Regions from separate parts of the Homo sapiens genome. Here region 2 is linked to region 1. A link is an interaction called in ENCODE POLR2A ChIA-PET data of the cell type or tissue named here. Cell type or tissue: PC-3. All regions are shown on one strand.

Evidence for each region. ChIA-PET counts read pairs that join two places held together with the same protein. Peaks named below come from ENCODE experiments on the same cell type or tissue, not always from the same donor. Only the 100,000 strongest peaks of a DNase experiment are listed, where the experiment ranks them.
Region 2: POLR2A ChIA-PET joins it to region 1 with 11 read pairs; 2 of 35 experiments call an interaction of 5 or more read pairs at or near these places.

The regions. Positions count from the first base shown.
Region 1 is chr14:101,681,919-101,689,918 of GRCh38, forward strand. All of the region lies in intron 1 of LINC02320 (long intergenic non-protein coding RNA 2320), which reads right to left. Among named protein-coding and RNA genes, the nearest start is that of LINC00239, 45 kb to the right of the region's middle. RefSeq lists a silencer at 7,417-7,580. In PC-3, no CTCF peak of the experiment used is centred here; no DNase peak of the experiment used is centred here.
Region 2 is chr14:101,832,222-101,840,221 of GRCh38, forward strand. All of the region lies in intron 3 of PPP2R5C (protein phosphatase 2 regulatory subunit B'gamma), which reads left to right. Among named protein-coding and RNA genes, the nearest start is that of PPP2R5C, 75 kb to the left of the region's middle. RefSeq lists enhancers at 494-994, 6,832-6,881, 7,132-7,331. In PC-3, no CTCF peak of the experiment used is centred here; a DNase peak (open chromatin) is centred at 3,150; H3K27ac peaks cover 1,607 bases.

The DNA.
Region 1 (8,000 bases):
AAACTTATGAAACCACTATAACTGAGACAGTGAAAAAGATCTGGCCTAACTTACTCCATCTTGCTTCTAACCTCCAAGCTATCCTTATTTATTCCTGGGCATAGGCCGAACTAACTTTGGGAGGAACTTAGTTTATAGTTTAGGTTTGAAACAAAGATGCTAACTGTCCTTTCCCAAAACAAATCTCCTTTCTGCCTGTGGACTAGGCTGCTAAAGCCACAAGATTAGAAGTTATGGTAATTTTACTAGATAATTCAAGATGACTATTTTCACTAAACCAATAACAATGTCTTATTTATTAAAAATTACACAAGCAAAGATCATTCAGTTTGGGGCTGAGTTTATAGTTTCGTAACCCTGATGCCAAATTTTGACACCTTATAGTATTTGGCAGGGATAAGTACGCAATTGCTTAATCAATAAATGCAAACAAAAATGTATGCTGGAAATTCTTAAGACATTTCTAATATTACTTTACCAATAATTTCAAAGCTAGCTTATTTATTAAAGATTTTACTTAAGTCATGTAAACTTGAAAAAGCATTTGACTAGTATTTCCTTTTTTCTGGTAAAGTATTTGATTTAAGTGCTTTTAGTTTCCTTTAAGCCAATTAATTAGAGCTCTTTTATATATTTTTAGTAGTGAAACGTGTACACAACACATAAATACATAAATGTATTAGGCATACCAATAGAAGTACATCTTATAGATTCCTAAGACCTTTTTTTTTCTTACCTTAGACTTTCAAACTCTTGATAACCTGTTTCATTACCCTGGCAGTTGTCAGGTAAATAGCCCTAAGTCTGCATATTGAAGGAAATAACTCTTAGAAGAAAAATCAAATGGCAAAATTTACATCTCAAGGTACAGAGAGAAAAAATCTGGTGGAGCTAGAGGGAGATTAAAGATGAATGCCAAATCAAACATGAAATTATAGAAATCTATGATAGGATTGTATAAGGAGACCAATTTTATTTAGGTGGGAACTACCTATCTTTTAACTAGATCTCTGAGCTCTGGGCAGAGCCCACACTGAATCCTGGGTCTCCAAAAAGGGAGAGTTGACGCTAGAACACGTGATGCTTTTACAGGACACTTAAAATTTTTTTCAGTCAAAGACATTTCTAAGTGTCTACACTACAGTCTTCCTTAAAAACCCAAGAGTAGCCTCTGTTACAATAGCTATTTTAGTCAAAAAATCAGGTAACACAATACAAAAGCAAGCAGTTTAAGAGCTGAGACAAACTTGTCTGTTTACACTCTTGGGATTCCATAAGGAAAAACAGGGAGCCTGGTGCCTTCCCCATTTTCTTTAAGGAAATCCAGGCTATTATAAACTATTTTAGGTCCCTCATGCAGCAGAACATGCAAGAGAAAGGAGAGACAGCAGAAGTAAATGGAGAAAATAGAATTAAATCAACTGAGAAGAAAAACCTTTGCTCAAAAAAAGACAAGGTCCTAGGAGAGGGAAAAAAACAAAAACATGAAAGCCTCTTAAACGCACACACACACACGCACACATATACACATGCACACACACACACATGCACACATACACACGTGCATACATGCACACATGCACATACAGGCACACGCATACACATACACACATGCACACATACACATACACACATGCACACACACACGCACACACATATACACATGCACACACATACACACATGCACACACATACACACACATGCACACACACACGCACACACATACACATGCACACATACACATGCACACATACAAACACACATGCATACATATACACATGCACACATACACATGCACACATACACACACACATGCATACATACACACACATCTTGGATGTTATCTTCAATTAAGCTGACTTTTAACCACTGAGCTCCTATTAAAAAAATCTTTTTAAACCTCATTACCATATTTTAGCTAGGACAAATTGCTGCTATTTCAGAAGTACAAGTATCAAACCAGAAAGGGCTTGATTTAGGAACCAAACCCAGGCTGTCATAGTGGAAAAAAAGAAGGCAGAACCTTAGCTATGAAACTGCAGCATGGGGCGACAGCCATCGCTCTTTCAGTTTGGACTGGCTAGCAAAAACATAGCCCTGTTGTGTAAATAAATAAAGCCCCTTAAGTGGCCAAAATAAAAAATCTTTCCTTTTTTTTTTTTTTTTTCCTTGTGCTGGCTATTTTTCTCTCCCCACCACATCACCTTTTGTGTGTGGGGGTGGGGGGTGGAATTTAGCCAGTTCAGAGGACCTGTTCCCCATAATTTGGAACTTTCCTTCAGATTTGATCAAGGAAAAACACCAAAACAAAAACAAAAACAAACAATAAAAAAAATTAAGTGAAACAAATAATCACACAATGTGTGTGATTACTGAGTGCTCAAATGGTAAGGAGAAATTAAGACCAGCTGGTTGTTAATCTTAACTTTAGCCAAAACAAACCTCCATTCAGTTACTTAGATAGGGATGGGTCTCAGGCGAAGACTGCTCTCTACCATCCTAGAAGCAGGAAAAAACTCAAAACTCATCTTCCCTGTTGGGAGTGAGTTCAAACTCCATAAAAAAGTTGCCTGCCTTCCATCGTGATGGAAGCAGGAAAAACTTGCCTTCCTTGTGCTGGAAGCAAGTAAAACTCCACAAAAGGAGTCGTACAGCAAAATAAAATTTAGATCTCGACCAAATTTTGGGAGATCAGGGATTTTCCGGAGGGGTTGCTTCCAGGCCTCAGCAAATTGTTCCATTGGTTTGAGCCATAAAGATAGCTCAAGCTGGTACCAAGCACGAATTGGAGATGTGTCAAACGTCAGGGGCACCTCCACTCAGAATCCCTTCGTGGTTACCAAAATGTGAACCCAGAATATCTGAGACAGGTCTCAGTTGATTTAGAAAGTTTACTCTGCCAGGGTTGAGGATGCACGCCTGTGACACAGCCTCAGGAGGTCCTGATGACATATGCCCAAGGTGGTCGGGGCACAGCTTGGTTTTACATATTTTAGGGAGACATGAGACATAAATCAATATATGTAGGATGTACATTGGTTCCATTCAGAAAGTCAGGACAACTCGAAGCAGGGAGGGGGCTTCCAGGTCACAGTTAGATGAGAGACAAACAGTTGCATTCTTTTTTTTTTTTTTTTTTTTAATTGAGACAGAGTCTCACTCTGTCGCCCAGGCTGGGGTGCAGTGGCGCAATCGCGGCTCACTGCAAGCTCCGCCCGCCGGGTTCACGCCACTCTCCTGCCTCAGCCTCTCCGAGTAGCTGGGACTACAGGCGCCCGCCACCACGCCCGGCTAATTTTTTGTATTTTTAGTAGAGACAGGGTTTCACCATGGTCTCTATCTCCTGACCTTGTGATCCGCCCGCCTCCGCCTCCCAAAGTGCTGGAATTACAAGCCTGAGCCACCGCGCCCAGCCGACGGTTGCATTCTTTTGAGTTTCTGATGAGCCTCTCCAAAGGAGGCAATCAGATATGCATTTATCTCAGTGAGCAGAGGGATGACTTCGAATAGAATGGGAGGCAGGTTTACCCTAAGCAGTTCCCAGCTTGACTTTTCCCTTTAGCTTAGTGATTTGGGGGCCCAAGATTTATTTTCCTTTTACAGAGTGAAGATATAATCTACAGAATGGGAGAATATATTTGCAAACCATACGTGTGGTAAGGGATTAAGATCCAAAATATATAAGAAACTCAACTCAATAGTAAGAAAACAACCTGATATGAAAATGGACAAAGGGCCTCAATAGACATTTCACAAAAGAAGACATACAAATGGCCAACAGGTGTATGAAAAAATGCTCAACATCACTAAACATCAGGAAAATGCAAATTAAAACCACAGTGAGATATCCCCTCACACCTGTTAGAATGGCTCTTATCGAAAATACAAAAGATAAATGTTGGCAAGGATGTGGAGAAAAGAGAAATCTTGTACACTGTTGTACAAGGTACAATATACAAGAATGTACATTTGGTACAACCATTATGGAAAACAGCATGGAAGTTCCTCAAAAAATTAAAAATAGAATTTCCATATGATCCAGCAATCCCAACATTGAGTATAAATCCAAAGGATATGAAATCAGTATGTCAAAGAGATATCTGCACTCCCATGTTCTACAGTATTACAAGAATCAAGTTAGGAATCAACCTAAGTGTCCATTGATAGATGAACAAATAAAATACAGTATGTGTACACAATGAAATATTATTCAGCTTTAAAAAGAATAAAATCCTGTCATTTGCAACAATGTGGATAAACTGAGAGGACATCACATTAAGTAAAATAAGCCAGGCACAGAAAGAAAAATACGTAATCTCACTTGTATATAGAGTGTAAAAAAGTCAAACTTATAGAAGCAGAGAGTAAAATAGCGGTTCCCAGATGCTGGAGGTTGGGGGATTGGGAAGATATTGGTCGCAGGACACAAAATTTCAGTGAAATAAGAGGAATAAGTTCAAGAGATCTATTGTACATCATGGTGACTACAGTTGATAACAATGTGTTATATACTTGCAAATCCCTAAGACAGTTGATTTTAAGTGTTCTCACCACACACAAAAAAAATGATAAGTATGTGGCATGATGCATATGTTCAATAATTTGATTTAGCCATTCCATAGTGTGTCACAACATCAGGTTGTACACCACAAATATATACAATTTCTACTTGTCAATTAAAAAATAAATAAAATATATTGACACAGGAAATATGTACTTAAGTTCCTTAAAAGTCTTTTTTTTTTCTTTTTTTGGAGATGGAGTCTCACTGTGTCACCCAGGCTGGAGTGCAGTGGCGCAATCTCGGCTCACTGCAACCTCTGCTTCCCATGTTCAAGCAATTCTCCTGCCTCAGCCTGCCAAGTAGCTGGGACTACAGGCACATGTCGCCACACCCGGCTAATTTTTTTGTATTTTAAGTAGAAACGGCGTTTCACTGTGTTGCCCAGGCTGGTCTCGAACTCCTGAGCTTAGGCAATCCACCCGCCTCAGCCTCCCAAAGTGCTAGGATTACAGGCATGAGCCACCGCATCCAACCTAAAAGTTTTAATTTATGCTACATTATTCAAAATAATAATATTTTCAAAACAAAAGAAAAAAATGTGTGCAAAATGTTTAAAGGAATAAAGGCCACTGTTACAACTAACAGAGATCACTGGGAAAATATCAATAAAAGGACCCATGAAAAGACTACAAGCAACAATTCCTCAGGTCCAGTGAGCACCATAAGCATCTGATCTTAAAGACCGAATCCTTCCAGCCAGTAGCTCTTTAGAGAAGTGGCTGATTCGAGGTGCAGGACAGGGGGTGCCCAACATAGGTCAGGGCATCTGTGCTAAAATCAAGGAAGAAGCCAAAGACTGGTTCTTGCCAAAAAGACATGGAAGCTGGCCGGGCATGGTGGCTCATGCCTGTAATCCCAGCACTTTGGGAGGCCGAGGCGGGTGGATCACCTGAGGTCAGGAGTTCAAGACCAGCCTGGTCAACATGGTGAAACCTCATCTCTACTAAAAATACAAAAATTAGCCGGGTGTGGTAGCATGCACCTGTAATCCCAGCTACTAGAGGGGCTAAGAGGCAGGAGAATCGCTGGAACCCAGGAGGTGGAGGTTGCAGTGAGCCAAGATCGCACCATTGCACTCCAGCCTGGTTAAAAGAGTGAGACTCTGTCTCAAAAAAAAAGACACAGAAGCCAGCTTGACACCACATTTGATGACAATTTGCATAAAGCAAAGTTCATCCGTAGTGGCATTCATAAAAAGAGAAAGAAAAAAACGGTGAGGAGCTTTTTGTGAAAGAATGCCAGTTAATTCACCTAGAAGTCACGGATTTAGAAAATCACAATTTTGCAACCACCAGTATAACAACTGATTCAGGTGAAGGTCATTAGTGAATAACAGCACCAGGTAAAATATGGTTGGATGGAGCAGAATCATCACTGCCCCACCTACTTGCCTCAGACTCTCCACTCACTATGCCCCAGGTGACTTCCCATTGCCATTTCAGCATCTCCACCCTGAGGGCATTTTGCCCACACATAGGGGAAGCGGAAGTGCCGGGCTATTAACAACCCTCTGAAACAGCTTGCGCCAATGACTGATGAAAGTTGGTGCATAAATATTTCGGCTCCCTTGGCCCTCCTCCAAGTGAGATAACTCTAAGGTGTGTGTGTTACACAACTTCCCAGCATCTCCCAACAGTGTTAAGCTCTGGTTTCCCTGTGGTGGCTGGCTTAATGACACAACTTTGATTGGCTGTATCCCCTTCCAGGTATCACTTCTTCACCCAAATAAACATCCTGCTCTCAAATTTTCATCTCAGGATCAACTTTGGGAAGGATGCAATCTACAACCTTGGTGTCAGTGACAGAGCAGAAGCACTGCCATCTTGGACAAACGCCACCATTTTAAATTCCAGCTCCCTTTCTAACCTCATGCATTTCAAGGAAATCACTTCTTTTCTAACAACAAGCAGCCAGAAAGAGCAGACGGTAAAACACAGATAAGACAGCTCAGGCAGGGAGAGAGAGGGGAAAGTCTCTTGGGTAACCACCAAGCTTCACACCCATACAATGGGACCCAGCAAAACAGTGGGTCCAAATAAGCACATTCCTTTCTTTTCAGGTGCACTAAGATAGGGAAGCTAAAAGTAAACTCGGGGGTATGCCTGCAGGTGCAGGAAGATGTATGGGAACAGACACAAAACTCTCCCTCCCAGATAAGCAAGACAAAGAGACACAGGACATTTCAAGCCTGTGATAAGCTCTCCCACCCTGAACCCTTAAATACTCTTAGTCTGTAAGAGAGACTGCTCCCAACCTAACTCGGCCAGAAGGCCCTCTCAGGTTTACTCTCTGAAATAAACCTGTCTTTGACTACTCAGCCACTTTTCATGTTTCTTTCTTCTTCAATTCTTACAGCCAGGAGTAGGAGGCAGATCCTCTAGTGGGACCCTGGAATGAGACCACTAGCCACAGGGCCGCTGGTGTTGAGAGGTGACAACGTGCTAGCAGCCGTCGCTTGCTCTAGGTGCCTCCTGGGCCTCGGCATCCACTCTGGCCATGCTCCAGGAGCTCTTCAGCCCGCCACTGCACTGTGGGGGCCCCTCTCTGGGCTGGCCGAGGCCGGAGCCGGCTCCCTCTGCTTGCCAGGAGGTGTGGAGGGAGAGGCACAGGCGGGAACCAGGGCTGCGCGCCGAGCTCGCGGGCCAGCACGAGTTCCAGGTGGGCGGGGCTCAGCAGGCCCCGCACTGGGAGTGGCCAGCCCACACCACCTGCCTGGGCAGTGAGGGGCTTAGCACCTGGGCCAGCAGCTGCGGAGGGTGCACCAGGTCCCCCAGCACTGCCAGCCTGCCCATGCTGTGCTCCAATTCACACCGGGCCTCAGCCGCCTCCCCACGGGGCAGGGCTCAGGACCTGCAGCCGGCCATGCCCAAGCCCCACCCCTCACCCCTGTGGGCTCCCCAGCGGCCCGAGCCACCTCAACGGTGCCACCTCCTGCTCCGGGGTGCCCGCCTGGTCCCATCGACTGCCCAAGGGATAAGGAGTGTGGGCCACAGTGCGGGACTGGCGGGCATCTCCGCCCACAGCTCTGGCGCAGGATCCACTAGGTGAAGCCAGCTGGGCTCCTGAGTGGGGTGGGGACTTGGAGAACTTTTATGTCTGGATGGAGGATTGTAAATGCACCAATCAGCACTCTGTGTCTAGCTCAGGGTTTGTGGATACGCCAATCAGCACTCTGTATCTAGCTAATCTGGTGGGGACTTGGAGAACTTTTATGTCTAGCTGGAGGATTGTAAATGCACCAATCAGCACCCTGTGTCTAGCTCAAGGTTTATAAACACACCAATCAGTGCTCTGTGTCTAGTTAATCTAGTGTGGACTTGGAGAACTTTTAGGTCTAGCTAGAGGATTGTAAATACACCAATCAGCACTCTGTCTAGCTCAGGGATTGTAAATGCACTGATTAGCAACCTGTCAAAACGGACCAATCAGCGCTCT
Region 2 (8,000 bases), 150 kb after region 1:
ATCTTCTTTCTTCGTACTGTGGGATAGATAGCCCAGGATTCCTCCAAGTGTGGCAAGTGCACACCACTGCTAACGGCAGTTATTTTAAGTGATTCAGAGTTGAGTATTATTTTACTTTAATAATTATATATTGATGAATGTGAAAATATATAATTAGCACATCAAATCCATGGTTTCTTGGGTTATTATTGCTTAGGACAGGGCTTAGTAAAAAGTGTATCCATTTAAAGCAAAATACCAAGTAAATAAGAGCCTGACTGTACACAGATTTGTGACGATCTTGAAGGTGTTCATGCAGGACTGAAGTACGGGAAACCCCAGGGTGGGCGACTCTGGGTTCCACCTGGGGAATCTGTTCCGAAGACACCTTCCCATCTCTTTCTTGGGTTACAAGCAGTGGAGACACACTTGGGCTTGCATAGATGAAGACAAGTGTTTTTAAGGCACAGTCACAGAGGGACTCCACACAGAGGAGCAGGGTGGAGCGGGACTGTGGAGGCAGAAGGGTCCAGACTCCAGCAGCGTGAGTGACCCCTCTGTGTCCTCATCCACCCCGCCACTCCCAGTCTTTGCGTGTCATGCCCCTTCTTCCCCGCGCTTTACCGTGTAATTTCTCTGCATGCTCTTCTGCATTTACTCAGTAACATAATACAGTTAGCAGTTGTGGGACCTCCAGCAAGTATTGAACTGTTGAGTGGCTGTTCTTCATTTGGAAAATGGGAGTGATAACAGTTTCTCTCTCACAGGACAGTTGTGGATAGTCAGGGAGGTTGCAGTGTGAACACTAGGCACAGCATCTGAAACGTGCTGGAATCAGTCATGTCCACACTGGCAGTGATTAGATCTGCCTGATTCTTCCCATGTTCCGTCTAGTGAGAAGTCGTCAGTAGCTTCAGTTTTCAGGAGGAAAACTTTGACTTGGTCAAAACTTTGTCCTTGATCAAGTTGTTTACTCTCACGCCAAGCCGCCCTGGAGTGTGGTCCAGGAAAAACATGGGCGCCTAGGTCCGCCCCTCGGCCAGCCGTGGCCAGAGGTCACTGGTGCTGCTGTTCACATGGCCGGTGTCAGGGTTTTAATTCGAGGTGGAGCTTCCCAGCCGTTCTGGTAATGAGGAGTCTTGCCTGATATGTCTTGGCCAGCTCTGATTGGTCAAATGTTTGAAGAAGATAGGGTTACCAAAGATTCCTAGACTCTCCAAGTTTGGCAGAAGTTGTTAGAGGATCACACAGTTACCTAAAATGATTGGTTTAATTATATGGTTTGATCATTCTTCAGAAACCACCACCTTGGGTAAACCATTGTTCTTAATTTTCCCTTCATTTTTTGCTCTCATTGTCTGGCCCCAAAGACACACCCCCTTGCGATTTTGTAAAGGATGCATTTCATTGAGAGGACACAGTATGAGGGAGCAGCACATGGACCTAAACTTGACTTCCACCACCCCCAGCCAGATGAATTGCTGAGTCAGTTCACTGTTCCAAAACTGTTTTCTCAAGGCATTATGGTAACAGGCCATGTGAAATTCCCTAACATGACTAGGGGTTTTCACTTCCCAGCTTTATTCAATCCAAGGGTTTTTTTGGCATTTTTTGTTTTTAAGACGGAGTCTCGCTCTGTCACCCAGGCTGGAGTGCAGTGGCGCGATCTCAGCTCACTGCAACCTCTGCCTCCAGGGTTCAAGTGATTCTCCTGCCACAGCCTCCCATGTAGCTGGGATTACAGGCACCCGCCACCTGCCACCACGCTCGGCTAATTTTTGTATTTTTGTAGAGATGGGGTTTCACCGTGTTGGCCAGGCTGGTCTCAAAACTCCTGACCTCAAGTGATCCACCTGCCTCAGCCTCCCAAAGTGCTGGGATTACAAGCGTCAGCCACCACACCCGGCCTGAATCAGTTTTGACATTGTCTCTTCCTCTGGGTGGCAAATGTGATCCATTCAAGACAGATTATATCCCATGTGAAGAGTCACCCTGAGAATTTGAGCAGGGTGTGCTGTGTGGTTACTTGGACTCCAGACCCTTGTCTGCAGAACTGGTGGGACCTTGACTGGGTCCGGTTCTCCTGTCTGCACATGCAGGCCATGGAGGTGCTGAGGTTGCAGCAGTGACGGCAGCACTGAGGGTCAGCTTCAGGGGGACCCTCTTCAAGCCAAACAAAAAGTCTTCTCAAAAAATGGAACTAAAGATGGTCCCTTGATGTGGCGTCTCAGTACGGCTGCTGAGGTATCTCACAAGGCCACCAGCAAGTTAATCTAAGGAGGCATTTTCCTCTTGTGATCAGGCAGCTGTTCCAGCAGAAATGGCTCAAGGAGAAATTCTCCTCCCAGATTCAGTGTCTGGTGGGTGAAACTTCACTGGTGCGTTGCCAGCCCTGGCCTCCAAATCTCTTTAAATTATGAGGTCATAGAATGCATGCTTAAAGCCCCAGGCCTGTCAAGTCGCTTGGGGACATTCATACTGAGGATTTATTAAGATATTAATTTGGTTATCAGGAGTCTGGATGGGGATGAGAGGAGGGGATCTTTATTACATGCTGGGAAAATCAGAAATCAACTCTAATTGACTACCTCTACTCTTTCCTCTCCCAAGATGACTTTGCCAAAAAGCTGTGAGAAAAAGTCCTCAAATCTCAGAGATTGACTTGGTACTTGATTATATCCAGCTCGCTGGTGGGCCTGTGGCCACAGAGCCTCAGAAGAAGGTTAGAAGGTCTGGCCAGACTTTAGCTTTGCTCCACCTACTTGGCAGGGTCAAGCCTACTTGCCAGTGGCTTGGAGAAGTGTTTTGTTTTGTTTTGTTTACTTTTTAGGAGTGTATTCAAAGCACATTCACAGTAAGGAAAAAAAAAATGCAGCCTGTGTCTTCAGGGACTGGGAGTCTCTGATTCCAGCACAGCCGACTGTCCAGCAACCCCAGAATTGGTAGGCTGGACACTGGGCTGCTCCTCATGGCGGTGGGAGCATGGGCTGCTCAGCTGGGGCCATCCAAGGAAGCAAAGATGTGGTGCTGTCCTGTGGCTGGGGGAGCAGGATGAATTGGGATAAGGGAAGCCCAGGGCAGGGTGTTGGCACAGAGCTGGGAGGTGCATTACACCGAGGAACTGACGTGGCCTAAACTCCACAGTGACTTCCACCTGGGATCACAGTTTACAGTCAGCTGAGTGCTCAAGAGAACTCAGTAGAGGGGAATGTTGATGATTCAGGTATTTGGTTGGTGATCATGTTATCAAGTCAGACTTGCAGTTAAGGTAGTGTCCCAGACGTTTGTTCAGAGGGCTCCTTCCCACTTGTCATCTGTAATACTGGCTAATGGGAAACCTGGCCCATGTCAAATTTGTATTAGGAACCATTGATTTCAATTCACGGGCTTTTTCCATTGAGGAATTTAAAGGTCTTAGAAGTAATATTCTTGTTAAGGCATCTGAGGTCTCCCGGGGGACAGACACAGTCTTCATCTTGAGCAGGAACGGTGAGACCACTCTTCTCCCTGTAAGGGACCAGTAGCATGTGTGGGACCACGCCGCCTGCACAGCCGTCCCCTCACGGGGTGCCTCTTGCCCTTGCAGATCACCAGGTGCTCCGAGCTGCCCTGCCTGGGCTCAGGCATCAGCACGGTCCCATCTGAGCGTCGCCTTAACCTCTCTGTAGACCTCTGTCCTTGTCTATCTAATGGGGATGATGGTAGCCCCTCTGTGTGTTCTTACTAGGATTAGTGGGCTGGGAAAAGTTACAGTAATATATTACCAGCATGTAGAAAATACCCAATAATGATGAACTATTAGTATTCCTTAAAAGAATTAAAAGTGAAAATAGTAGGAAACACTAGTAAGATAAAATACAATGGGAAATTAAATTTTTTTAATTACTTAAGGAAATTCCTCAATCCACAAGCAACAATAAATAAGAAACTGAGATTTCCTAGCAGCTGAAAGGTTTTTTTTTTTGCAGTTGAGGCTGTGAAGCTGGGCAGGGTTTCAGCTGAGCTGAGGTTGGAAGTCCCTGACCTTCAGCTGTGGCCGCCTACGGAGCAGCAGGGAGAGCAAACCCATGGAGAACCCCGCGGCCCCCAAAGCATGGACGGAGCTGCCAGCCTTCTCCCCTGCCCTTCTTCCTCTACTCCCGACCTGCCAGCCTTCTCCCCTGCCCTTCTGCCTCTACTCCCGACCTGCCAACCTTAGCCTAAAATCAGAGCTGCTAGAATCACACACACTGTCGTAGCTGGTTTTGTATTGTAAATGAGTCATTCTGTTATTTTGGAAACTTATGTCTCATGCCAGGATCTGCAGATAGTTCTTTTTCAAAATATTGTTTAGACAAAATAAATTTCTTTAAATATAATATCTCTACTTTAAATGCCTGGGGTGTTGCATGCATTTTTCTAGGCTAGCAAAGCTTAAAGATTATTTCTATAATTTCAGTTACATTTACCTTTATAGATGGGTTACTCTAAGTAACAAATTAAACACACATGGATCTTCTAACTTTGGCTTTAAATCCTAAGAAGAGATAGGTAATATATAAAAGAGTATTAAAAAGAAATGGAGAGTAAAGGTATATGTCGGGCAGATGCAGTAGAAAAGCAAGGGTCATGACGTCAATGCTGGGCAAAGCTAAATTGTGAAGACAAAACAATAATGAAACAGGGTTATTCATCACGCTAAAGCGTACAGTCCATAGGATGATATAACTACCATGAATTTGGCCTAAATGATTGAACATTGAAACACATAAAGCGAGAACTGTAGGGGATTAAAGACAAAATCAGTGAGTGCAGTGCTGGTGGGAGAGGCGCCTGGACTTCTTGGCCCCTCACAGGTCATGTGGTAGACATAAGTTGTTATTACTGTGAGCCAGTAGAGACTTTCAGGTTTGATGGCTGGAAAACAAATGCTCATTTTATAAGTTTTTTTTTGTTTTGTGTTTTGTTTTGTTTTGTTTTTGAGACGGAGTTTCACTCTTGTTGCCCAGGCTGGAGTGCAGTGGTGCGATCTCGGCTCACCGCAACCTCCGCCCCTTGGGTTCAAGCGATTCTCCTGCCTCAGCCTCCCAAGTAGCTGGGATTACAGTCATGCACCACCACGCCCAGCTCATTTTGTATTTTTTTTTAGTAGAGATGGGGTTTCTCCATGTCAGTCAGGCTAGTCCTCAACTCCCGATCTCAGGTGATCCGCCCACCTCAGCCTCCCAAAGTGCTGGGATTACAGGCGTGAGCCACCGTGCCCGACCCTCATGGTATAAGTTTTTAAACTTAATATATACTAGCTTACAGAGGAAACCGATGTGATTTCCAAAAATTTGAAATAATTAGAAACCTTATTCTCACATTATAATGCAATAAAAATAGAAATAAACACACAGGCGGAAACCAGGCATCCCTGGGAGTCCCTTGGGGCAGAGAAGAGCTTCGTCGCTCAAGCAAAACTTCCATGGAGGCGAGGACTGTGGGCTTTGTTGGAAGCTTTATCTCCAACCTCTAGAACACGAGCACTAAGTAGATTCTGAACAAATCTTATTAAATGAATAAGAGCTAATAATCCTAATAAATATGTTGAAAGCACTATTCTAAGCATGTACATTTATTATGTCACTCACTCCTCACAGTCCCTGTTCGAAGGAGGTGCTGTCCTCATCCGCATTTCACAGATGGGGGAATGGGAAGGGTAGGCTCAGTCACTTGCCCCAGAATTGACAGCTGGCAAGTGGGAGACTGAGATTCAGGCTGGGCTGTCGGACTTGGCCGTGTTCTCATGTGCAGAACCACCATTGCCTCCAAATTAATGAAAAAATGAGATAAGGTAATGGCTTAGAGTTAATGTGTAAAGATTGTTATTAAATAAGAATCAAAAGAAGTGATTTAAACACTAAAGAGGTAGCAAAGAACCAAAGTAAGTTGAAGAATTACTGTGTTCTTTAAAGACAAAAGCAGAAATGAATCAACTAAGAAAAAGAGAGAATGAAACCAAAGAACAGGTTTTGGAAGGGGGCAGACAGCGATGAAGCGGGGAGAGTAAAGACAAGTAGACCTGGAGCCGGTGTGGTGGAAAAAGGAGAGAAATCATAGCGTGTAAGAAGTAGTAATCGTCGAAGGAAGGTGAATGCAAGCGTCTTGTGAATCTGAAAATGGCATTTTGTAAAATTCACTTTCCATTCCTGATTTGTAGTTTGTTTGCTTATTTGTTAACTTTCTTAAATAATTTCAAAAGCATGGAAAAGTTGCAAGAATGATATAAAGAATTTAATCAAAATTTCACCCATTTGTCAATATTTTGCCACATTTGCTGCACATTTCTCTCATATGCTCTATATGTTGTAACGAGCAGGCGGTCTTCCCAGCCCCTCCTTTACCTTCAGGGCCCTGGCCTCACTTCTTGTCCCCCTCGCCCCAGGAGGCTGTGAAAAGCAAAGCACTGTGCCTCCCAGGCACATGATCTTCTCAGAAAGGAGGAGCCCCAGGGAAGGAGGAGGCAGCCCCTGGCACACAGCCTATCCTTTGAGGGTTGTGTTGTCCTTTCTTCTTGGTTGTATAAATCTTCACTATTTTGGCTGGGCATGGTGGCTCATGCCTGTAATCCCAGCACTCTGGGAGGCCAAGGCAGGCGGATTGCTTGATGTCAGGAGTTTGAGACCAGCCTGGCCAACATGGTGAAACCCCGTCTCTACTAAAAATACAAAAATTAGCTGGGTGTGGTGGTGGGCGCCTGTTATCCCAGCTACTCAGGAGGCTGAGGCAGGAGAATCACTTGAACCTGGGAGGCAGAGGTTGCAGTGAGCCGAGATTGCACCACTGAACTCCAGCCTGGGCGACAGAGCAAGACTCTGTCTCAAATTAGAAAAGAAAAAAAAAAAAAAAGCCGGGTGCGGTGGCTCATGCCTGTAATCCCAGCACTTGGGAGGCTGAGGCAGGTGGATCATCTGAGGTCAGAAGTTCGAGACCAGCCTAGCCAACATGGTGAAATCCCATTTCTGCTAAAAATACAAAATTAGCCGGGAGTGGTGGCACATGCCTGTAATCCCAGCTGCTCAGGAGGCTGAGGCAGGAGAATCACTTGAACCCGGGAGGCGGACGTTGCAGTAAGCCAAGATCGCACCACTGCACTCCAACCTAGGCAACGGAGCAAGACTCTGTCTCCAAAAAAAAAAAAGAACACTCATTTCCAGAGTCAAGTTACGTGACCACAGGTGGCACAGGGCCTGTGAGAACAGCCTGCGACGACTTCCTGCCAGTCCTCTTCTTCCCCATCTGTGCCCCTACTCCACAGGCACCTGTGGACACCCTGACCTGAGCTGGTGAGGCTTCACCAGTGCACGCCTGGCTGCTTCCCTGCCTGCCCTCCGGCCCTGTGATCCCATGTCCTGGAAAGTGTAAACTCTTTACAAAATTCCCTGTCGTTTTAGTGAGGTTTCAGAAGAGAGTAGACTCAGATAAATGTATTCCATCCTCCATCTGTAATCATAAAGTAAAACATTATTTGTGATGTAATGCTTTTAAAGAACACCATGAGAACCCTGACTTGATTTATTGAATCGTAGCACACATGTCCAGTGAAATTTCAAACAGTTGACAATGGCATTACCTATTTGTTGGCATGTGAGACATGCTGGACACGGGGGTGTGGGTAGAGAACAGAGGAGCCCATGAAGCCTGGCTCTCAGTGGTGCGCTCGTCCGCACACACTCGGAGATGCCAGCAGTGTTCTCTCTGGGTTGGCCTTTCCTGTGTTGTTTGGATTTTTTTTTTTCTATTTTACAGTGAGCATGTATTATTTTTCTGAAAAGAAAATTCTTCAAAAATAAGTTATACATGTTTACATATCACATTAGCCATTGAATACTAAGTTGTTTCATGTAAAGACCAGTGGTCACTATACACAGAGCGAAAGATTTCATTTATAGGTTTTTATATGGTCCTTCTTGTAGTGCCCACCTTGTACCTTATTTTCCTGGATTAAAAAACATACATATCACATTATTCTTTTCTCTGTTCCTGTTTAGAGACCCTGT